Linked DNA regions of Homo sapiens: region 1 is linked to region 2. The links are chromatin loops, found by intact Hi-C in ENCODE. Cell type or tissue: PC-3. All regions are shown on one strand. Region 1 overlaps RELCH (RAB11 binding and LisH domain, coiled-coil and HEAT repeat containing). Region 2 has its middle 74 kb from the start of TNFRSF11A.

What was found. Peaks named below come from ENCODE experiments on the same cell type or tissue, not always from the same donor. Only the 100,000 strongest peaks of a DNase experiment are listed, where the experiment ranks them.
Region 1: a loop joins it to region 2, with 4 times the contacts of the local background. A loop is called at or near these places in 2 of 110 quality-filtered maps.

Annotation. Positions count from the first base shown.
Region 1 is chr18:62,279,366-62,284,365 of GRCh38, reverse strand. It overlaps RELCH (RAB11 binding and LisH domain, coiled-coil and HEAT repeat containing), which reads right to left. Exons shown (of 29, transcript NM_001346231.2): 23 at 4,510-4,592; 24 at 3,657-3,720; 25 at 1,922-2,060. Among named protein-coding and RNA genes, the nearest start is that of TNFRSF11A, 43 kb to the left of the region's middle. In PC-3, no CTCF peak of the experiment used is centred here; DNase peaks (open chromatin) are centred at 1,985 and 2,495; H3K4me3 peaks cover 660 bases; H3K27ac peaks cover 1,700 bases.
Region 2 is chr18:62,397,220-62,402,219 of GRCh38, reverse strand. No RefSeq gene overlaps it. Among named protein-coding and RNA genes, the nearest start is that of TNFRSF11A, 74 kb to the right of the region's middle. In PC-3, a CTCF peak has its summit at 2,004 (motif pointing right); a DNase peak (open chromatin) is centred at 2,089; H3K27ac peaks cover 1,732 bases.

The DNA.
Region 1 (5,000 bases), 120 kb after region 2:
TCACCTCAATCTGTTCCCAAAACAACCTTTAATTGTTATTTGGGGGCCATTATGAGAAGAAAATTCATTTTTTCCTCTTGAACAACTCCTACAAATTTGATAGGTAGGTATCTATTCTACAATAAAACTGTCAAATAAAATGGAAGGGTTATTTTTAGATATTCTTGAAAATTCTAGAAAGAGAAATTAAGATATTGACACTATGTTTAATTTGAAAAATAACTATAGTCCCAGAATTACTGAAAAAAGATTCCGAAGAATCAACAAAATAATTGGAGCAGATCCTATAAGAATCCAGATGGATTCTTCCCAGATTATCATGAGTCTTTCTTTTGAATATACATAGAAAGGTCAAATCATGCTCTAGAAAAGTTTTAACTATATGACACGGCACACAGCAAGGACCCATTTAATGCAACAACACTGCACACACCAAAGACCCGTTTAACATGACAACATATCAAATACCCATTTAACTTGACAACATGGCACACACCAAAGACCCATTGCCTGTTGAGCCTATCCTTTAATCCAGCAGCCAAGAGTTGGTCTCCTTGCCTCAGAGCAACTACAGCCTCGAAAAGTCAAAGCACCTTCAGAGTTCCTACCTAGAATCACCTGTAAATTTGACACTGCAACATGTGGAACTATCCCTAGTGCTAACTAAAATATCAACTTTCTTCTGTTAGTTGGCTAATTATAAAGACACTTACCTAGTGAAAAAAAATGTCATGACTGTGTTTCTATAGTTTGATCAGTGTGCATGCCTTCAATCGATTTTTTGGACACTGCAGTCCAAATCCTGACTTAGTATTTTTTGTTGATGACTCTTATCTTAAAGAGTCATATGCCAGCCTGGATATGTAACAGTCTGCCGGAGAATAAAATAATGTACTAGAAACTAAACTGATTTAAGTGACCCAACTTGTGGCCCTCTCTAGAGCATGTCAAATTGCTAAAAATAAAAGAGCTATGATAACTGATATGCTTTTGGAGTCATAAGTTCTTAATGCTTTGATGCTATCCAAAGAAATTGTGGCCATAAATGTTGAGGCCCACAGTAAAAGAGACTCTGTAAAATCTAGAGAAAAAAGGCAGACAATTGTGGAAGATCATGTAGCAGATCAACAAGCTATGAATTAAAACAAAGTTATGTATCGTGCTGAATGGCATGCTAAGTGGAAGAAATGTCTGTTTTTCATAAGAACATGTCTAGAAACACACAAAAATTTCCTTAAAAATAAAAAATAAACTCTAAGGCAGCACAGTATTTAGCAATTAGCAGTTATTAAGAAATATTTCTAAAATAACTTGAAATTAAGTTTGAGTTACTCTTCATATGTCTTACAGCAATCAGTATACAGTATAAGACCATCTGTATACTTATACAGTATAAGACCATCCACTAGGGCGGGTGCGGTGGTTCACGCCTGTAATCCCAACACTTTGGGAGGCTGAGGCAGGCAGATCACCTGAGATCAGGAGCTGGAGACCAGCCTGGCCAACATGGCAAAACCCCGTCTCTACGAAAAATACAAAAATTAGCCGGGCATGGTGGTGGGCACCTGTAATCCCAACTACTTGGGAGGCTGAGGCAGGAGAATCACTTGTACCCAGGAGGCAGAGGTTGCAGTGAGCTGAGATCATGCCATTGCACTCCAGCTTGGGTGACAGAGCGAGACTCTGTCTCAAAACAAAATAATACAAAACCATCCACTAATATCAATACTGATTAATTCACAATAACTAACTTGTTTCATGTTTAGCTTTCAGTACACAAGAGTACACAAGGCTTTCAGTACACAAGGCTTTAACACATGACAAATGCACCAAAATTTTAATACATGACAAGGCCTCAGAGGAGTGTCTAGCTTTGATCTTACATTACAATTCAGGAAAAAGGTAGAAAAATGCAACTTACACTCATCTCGGAACCTGGGTTCTGCGTTAGGGCCAACTCTACCAAATGTTTTTATGATCTCTGTATGCAAAGAATGTTGGTCTTGATACTGAGGATCTTCCAGGAAAGAAGCCAACTGCATTTTCACTCTTTCCAGCAACTTAAAATTGGATATTGTACAGTCATTTCATAGAATATTGAAAACTGAGTAGTGTTGTTAAAGTGAAAGACACACATTAAACATGACTTAAAGCAGTGGATTAAAGCAACCTATAGTCCAATGACAGTAGAAATTTGGAATTAAATAAATAGTTATTTAATCTTTTGGCTCAGAGAAGGTTTCCTACTTTTGCTTATGCTTACAAATTCTTAATTAAAAAATACAAATATTCCTGAACAAATTATAACAACAAAAGAAAAAAAATCCCACCGTATTTAGGGAAAAGTAGGTAACTTTATGATTATTTTGTATCTAAATTATAATTCTTAAAACAAATCACACTGTAAGTTACCCAATTATTCACCTTCTGAAAGCAATGAGTCATTAATGACTTACATCTTACTCACATTTCCCTAAAAGACATTTTTATTTTAGGTTTTGAGAACATGTTGAAATTCTGCCAAGACTGCAAGCTTTGCAGAATGATGTGCTTTTCCTCTGTGGCTTCACCAGTGAAATATATAAGTGAAAAAATGGAAAATATTCTTTCTGTAACTAACAAAACTTTAGTTTTTGTCATGAAAAATCTATATGACAAAGGAGTTTTATTAAAACTTTTTTCTTTTGGGTAATATGTCCACAAATAATATATGTGCTAATCTACAGGGTTTTTTCATTTGTATAAGGACATATCCAATATAATAACAAAGAAATAAAAATCTGATATCAATTTTGAGAAGTGTCTTATAGTTAGTGTTGCAAATAGAATCTAAAAAACTTGAAATTAGTTTCAGAATTAAAATACACCTTTAAGAAGGAAGACCTTGGTGGTCTCCTGAAACAGGCATGACAGAGGGTCTGCCCAGAGATCTACTCTGCAACAAGAGGATACCAGTCTACTAAATCACTTTTACAGCTTCATACCAATGACACAGTTATCAGAATACAAGTGCCCTCTTGCCTTCATTTATAACTGAGATACATTTGTGTTCCTAATGATGTTATCTGGGAAAACAGTCCTCAAATCTGTGCAACACTGGCAATCAAGAATTTATGTAGATTGGCCAGAAGCCTACCGGGTAATAGAAGGCTTTGGAACTAGACCTGATTTGAAGGATTATTCAAAACTGCAACATCCAGCTCAGCTTACAATAGAACATCTAGCAAGCTTGTCCAATACACCTTATTTTGTTGTTGTTCTGTTTTGTTTTGTTTAAGGCTTTTAGCAGCCTGAAGCCGGGGTTTTTAGTTTCTGTCTCTAGTGATAAGTAGAAAAGAGGGAAGAGGAAGGGGCTTTACTGGCCCAATCAGAAAGAGAAACTAAGAACCCATGACTATATTCTCTCCCTTGGACATCCCTGAAAGCTTGGCCTATACTTAATGTTCTGACTGAGAGGAAAGACTAGAGATTTCCTTAGGATATGGAAATATACCTTGGTTAGGCTACCATGTTTTCACAGTGAGATCCTCCTCTGGCCTGTAACTAACTAGGGCACAAAATAAAAGGTAAGATGCTCCCTGCAGCCTACCACCAGATACATGTATCATGACCACATCAATATTACACAGACATAAATAAATTTCAATTATTCCTACCTCTCTTTGAATTACTGTTTCCATAATAGTGCCAAAGGCTGGAATTGTGGCAATCCTGACAGAGCTGTTAGAATTAAAACAGAAAGAAACTGAAGATTTGAGATGAACAACGAGTATTATTAAAATGTATATTAAAGTAAGTACAAGGTAAATATACTGTATTAGTCTCTAGCAATGACAAATTAAATAAATTTAAAAAAAGCAGACCAAGAAGAATGCTCAAAAAGACAGACAGGATAACTTAAGGTCGCAGTCTGTGAAACTCACAATTCAGGATCACTGGACAAGGTAACAAGGGCCGGAGCAACCCGCTTGTCAACTAACGCTTCACTCATGCCTCGAAGAGTCAGCTGTAAACCAGTCAACATGCAATAAAAAATGGTTTGGTAAACTGGAATAAGAACTGGGTTAGCTGTGACTGAGGATGGGCAGGCAGACTCATTGGCCTTTCTTGGTTTAGTCATCCACACGAGACATTAAAATGTTAGGCCATTGGTTCATGCTACTACACTTACTGGTAACAACCTGTTAGTGAGATTAGGAGAGCATCCCTTCTTGGCTTGAAAGAAACAGTCCATCAGCATATTTTAGGTTCTGGAAGTATTTATTGAGCACTAATGTTACTAATATATTTTTTCAATACGTGGCCTCCAAATTACACTTATGGTGAGGGTTGATTTAAAAAGAACCATGATATATAAAGAATAATGTGATAAAGTTTAAAATCAAATAAGCATAATCCAGTATTATTAATTTAAAGAGATTCTTCAATAAATTTAAGAGCTGATGGTTATTTCTTGACAGGCACATTTTGAAAGGGATGCCGAATATAAAAGGCAGGGATGACACTTACATTTCAGGGTCACTGGAGAGAGTAATGAGAGCAGGAACAACCCTCTGAGCTACCAGAGTTTCATTCACCCCCTTCACCAACAGCTGATTGGTCAGCACAGGGGGTATTCACAGGTGATGCACGGAAAGAGCAAACACAGTGCGCCACGGGAAGAAGGAAGGAACAACCAAGAGAAAGAGAGAAAACACAAAAGCAAAACCAAAATTAGAAGCTAAGCAAATACTGCTGCTAGAGTGCTTTACAAAGGCAGAGAATGCTTAGGAGGAAAATAAAGCTTAAGTAGCCTAGCGTCCATGAAAACAGATTTTGTCACCAGTTTAACAGCAGTTTGTACTTTTGGTCAAAGAGTCTAAGCAATTTCAATGTCCATCAAAATGCAACTGAAAAGAATACTTTTTTAGCTTGTTTGACACATATTGTGCTCTATGGTTAAAATTCTCAAAGTAAGGGTGGTATGCTTTTATCATGACCAACAGGGTACAAACTGGGCT
Region 2 (5,000 bases):
GGGCAAACCTGAGACTTCCAGAACAAACGCGGGACCACAGCAGAAACCCCACTGTCCTAGTGGTATCCTCTTTTGTCTGAATCTTTTTAAGTTCTGGGAGGGAGTAATAGATCTTTGCAGTCAGAGCTAGGTACCCAAATGTATTAGTTTTTTAGGGCTGCTGTAACAAGCTAAAAAAAAAAACTGGGTTTCTCACAGTTTAGGAGGCTCAAAGTCCTACATGTGACTACATCAATCTTGTTTCTGCCTCTGTCTTCACACAGCTGTCTTCCCTCTGTGTGTCTTCCTCTCCTTGTGAGGACATCATTCAATTTAGGGCCCATACTAATCCGGTATGACCTCATCTTAACTTGATTATACCTACAAACATTCTATTTCAAAATAAGGTCACGTTCACAGGTGCCAGGGTTAGGACTTCAACGTATTTTTTGGGGAGGGGACACAATTTAACCATAATACCTTTGGCCCGGTGCGGTGGCTCACACCTGTATTCCCAACACTTTGGGAAGTCGAGGTGGGCAGATCACTTGAGGCCAGGAGTTTGAGACCAGCCTGGCCAACATAGCGAAACCCCGCCTCTGCTAAAAATACAAAAATTAGCTGGGCTTGGTGGCGTGTGCCTGTAATCTCAGCTACTCGGGAGGCTGAGGCAGGAGAATCGCTAGAACCTGGTAGGAGGTTGCAGTGAGCCGGGATCGTGCCACTGCACTCCAATCTGGGCGACGGAGGGAGACTCTGTCTCCAAAAAACAATAAAACAAAAACAAACAAACAAACAAAAAAACCAACACAACACCCATGGTAGGCTATATGTCTGGGAAAAGCTTTTCTTCAGCAGGGATGGAGGACAGGGACTTGGAGTCCTATCTAAGACTGGATGCTGAAATCCTTGAAATCCTGGGAGCTGGGGAAAGGTCACCCCAAATTCCAAAGCTTCAGTGGTTCTCCACTGTGCTGACTTTCAGCTAGAAACTAGAATTCACCTTTGGGAGCAGACTATTCTTTTGCTTTGAGAAAAATACATGATTGCCCTTTTGTTTATGCAAAGTGAAGCAACTATTCTGTTCTGAATGATGGTGGCTCAAGATAAAGGGACCTGTGTGATAATCTCAAGGCTGATCTTCACAAGTGGCAGGTTTGCATCTTGCAGAGTTTTTCAGGGGAAGGAGTTGGGCGTCGTTTCCGAGTAGGGTAAACATGGTTTCAAGTACATTCCCATTGCTTGTGGTGGAGATGGGAGAAGTGGGTGATGGATGGAAGTTACAGGCCCTGCAATTTGGAGCCCAGCTGAAGGCTAAGGAGAGGTCTACCCTGAAACTCACAGTAGTGTGCTGGAACTAGCTCTATGGACTTGTAAGAGCCGATTGTAAAATTTTCAGGAATTTTGCAAGCTGGTTGATAAACATGGCCATCATTTAAAACTAAATTATAGGCTGGGTGTGGCAGCTCACGCCTATAATTCCAGAACTTTGGGAGGCCGAGGCAGGAGGATTGCTTGAGGCCAGGAGTTCAAGACCAGCCTGGGTGGGAGAGAAAGTCCCTGTTTCTACAAAAAATTCAAAAAGAATGATTGACGTTGGGCTCAGGGATGGTGGTGGCACACACCTGCTCGAAAGGCTGAGGCAGGAGGATTCCTTGAGCCCAGGAGTTGGAGGCTGCAGTGAGCCATGATTGCATCACTGCACCCCAGCTTGGGTGACAGAGTGAGACCTTGTCTCTAAAAAAAAATTAAATTAAAACTAAATTATATACGTTTACAATTAAATAAATTATATTAAAAACAGAGGTCATAAATACTCAGAGTTCATTGCTTGATAATTATTTTACTACATTTTCTCTCATCAGTGCTCTTGAGGTCTATTGCACCAGTCCGAGGAAAATACAATATAAACATGTGCTATTGTGCATCTCTTCCCAACTCCATTCAATAACATCACAGCCGGGAGCTTGAAATCACAGGAATTGCAAACGCTAGGGCTCAGCCCCTCCAGCAGGTGGCTAAATGTTTACCAGCACCCCACGGCCAGACAGAGATGCTGCTGACTCTAGAGTTGTGGGCTGTCCAGTGCTATTTGCCTTTTCTGTGCTGGGGAAGGGTAAACAGGAAGCAGGGTGTGAATCAGCATGGAAGAGCACAGCAGCCTGGAGAAGCAGGTGACAAGGTGGCAAGGGTGAAGTAGGGAAGGTGGAGTGCAGCCCAGCCCGGGATTTATAGGATTGACACTGCTGAGGATTTACAGACCACAGAGGCTCTGTGCTGGCAACTGAGCACTTTTGACTCAACTCTGTACCAAGGGCCCCAGAATAAAAAAGAACCTGTAAACATGGCTTGAAGAGTCTCAGAAACAGCCTGAGAATGGGACCCAAGTCAGCACTGGGTTTCTTGTCCTCCCACAGGAAGGGGGCTCCACCTGTTGTCTCCAGGGAGACTGATAAGGTCTAAGGTCTAGAGAATTAATACAGTCTCTTCTCTAGGCTTTCTCTAATACCAGAGCATGCCCAGGGGATATTCTCCAAGGGGAGTGCCATTCATAGCCTCTCCTAAAGTTACGTGTCCACAAAATATGTAGCTCATGAACTGGGGCTCCACAAAACACACTTTGGAAAGTTCTGCATTAGACACCTGGGCATCATGCAAATCTACCCAGCCAGCCCAGCACTTTCCAGCCTATTCCAGTGCAGTGATCCATAAAGAAGGAAGTGCCTGTTATTTTCTCACACATGGTTATGCTCAAATGGACCCCTCCCTTAGAACACTTCCTCATCACTCCACCATCCCTCAAAATGGGAAGAACTCTTTTTTGAATGATTTAATAATGAAGAGCAAACTTCAGAACATTGACATCACCATCATGTGGCCAGAAAGCGTCAGTGAGGGCTAGGCTGCTAGATTTAGCAAATAAAACTACAGGATGCCCAGTTAAGTTCGAATTTAGGATAAGCAAAGGATGACTGTTAGTATATATGTAGGTCCTATGCAATATTTGAGACATATAAATACTAAGAAAGTACTAGCTCTTTATCTGAGAATTTAACTGGGCATCTTGGATTTTCTTGGCAATGCTGGTGAGGGTAGGATTTTTAAGGAATGCTGTCAGGTCTTTGGGGAGGCTATTGTGGGGTAGTGGGAAGAGAACAAGCTTTGGAGTCAGGTCTGGAGGGACTTTGAGTTTGGCCACTACAATAGCAACATGAGCAAGTTACTTAACCTCTCTGACCTCCAGGTTCCCCAGCTATAAGTACCTGTGGGAGATCATATCTCATTCATAAGATGGCTGATAGGATTAAATTTGAAAATTTATGAAACAGACTCTAGTGCAATGATCAGCACATAGTAGTTAAGTTTAACTAATGTTAGTCCCATTCTCTCCTCCTACTGTTCTCTTTTATTTGGGGTCAATCATTGAGGACACAAATAATTTTGCTGGAATCCTGGAGGCTATAGTGAACAGTACTGCGTCCTGCAAAGTTTTCATCTTTTACCTTTCTGTTTCTATGGGGCTTCAGTAGTTTCCAATCAAGGACCTAAATCACAGCTTCTCATTCTTCCCTGCACAGCCCTCAGGCCTGAGGACCTCAAGAGAGACATCTAGAAGCCATTCTAGGGAAACTAAGCCCACAGCCCCGGTCTATCTGATAATTCAAACATTCAACAATGCTGCTAAGGACAATTAGCAAAAGCCTGCACAGAAGTCTCTGTGTTTTGTTTGTAAAGTGCTGAGTTTACAAATAGTGTTGACTTGGCTTGTGAACCGCTGCTGGACAACAGGCCAAAGAGGGCAGAGGAGTCCTACCCCAAGTGGCTCTCCTCCTCTGTGTCTTCCGCTGTCACACTGTTGCTGAACGAACACATTTTATTTTCAATTTCCTAGGCGAATGAAGAACTGTAAAACTGACGCTCCAAACACAGTGAACACCTGAAGCTATGAGTACTAGTCTTTATATTGGTTTACGTAATTATTTTTGTAACAGTGTTAATTCTCTAATTATGTTCCATTTGGACAATGCTAATGATTTAAAATTAGTTTGTAGCATGTTTGTACTGAGTAGAAAACAAAATCGGTTGGATTGGGCAGTGAAGGGAGTTATAGGGAAATTTGGGGCAACTCAGTATTCTAAATTGGCTGTGCGTCATTCTGAAAGAAGATAATCCATATGCATCATGTAGACCAATAACTTTTAAAAAACCATTTCCTGGAAGAGAAATGAGAACAGTCCAAGGCTGCCATTGTTCTAATTATGGGTTTGCTTTTTCCCAGAGCACAGGAATCTTTACATTCATTTCAAAACAGCACTAAGAAGTGGAAAGCTTTCTTTTAATGACAATGCAAGCTCATTTGAATGTTTAAAAACACTTCTTGAACACAGAACCAATTGCTATCCTACCTACTGCTTTGGTATCAAGGATGTTGATTGTAAAAGTCTTAATTAAATGATAAGAGGGAAAAAGTCATCATGTAAGAGTGCAATTACCCAGAAGCATACTTTATCTCATTATTAACTTCTTTGGATAGATCTAAAACCTATAGAAGCTGTGCTTTTAGGAAAACAAACAAATAAAACAAACTTCTTATCATTAGCAACTATTTTAAACTGCTTATAGAGTCAGTCTGTGGCCAACACCAAATGCCGGGGGGATGCGGAGCCATTGGCTCTTCCATGCATTGCTGTGTTGTAAACACACATGCTGTGGTCTGAATGTCCGTGTCTTCCCAAATTCATATTTTGAAACCTAATCACCAAGAAGATGGTATTAGGAGGTGGGGCCATGAGGTGGGAGGAGCCCTCATGAATGGAATTAGTGTCCTCATAAAAGAGGCCCAGAGAGCTGTCTTGCCCTTCTGCCATGTGAGGGTACAGCAGGACTTTGCCAGTCTGCAACCCAGAAGAGGGCCCTCACCACAACTCGGCCAGGCTGGCACCCTGATTTTGGACTTAGCCTCCAGGATTGTGAGAAATACATTTCTACTGTTTATAAGCCACCTAGCCTACGGTATTTTG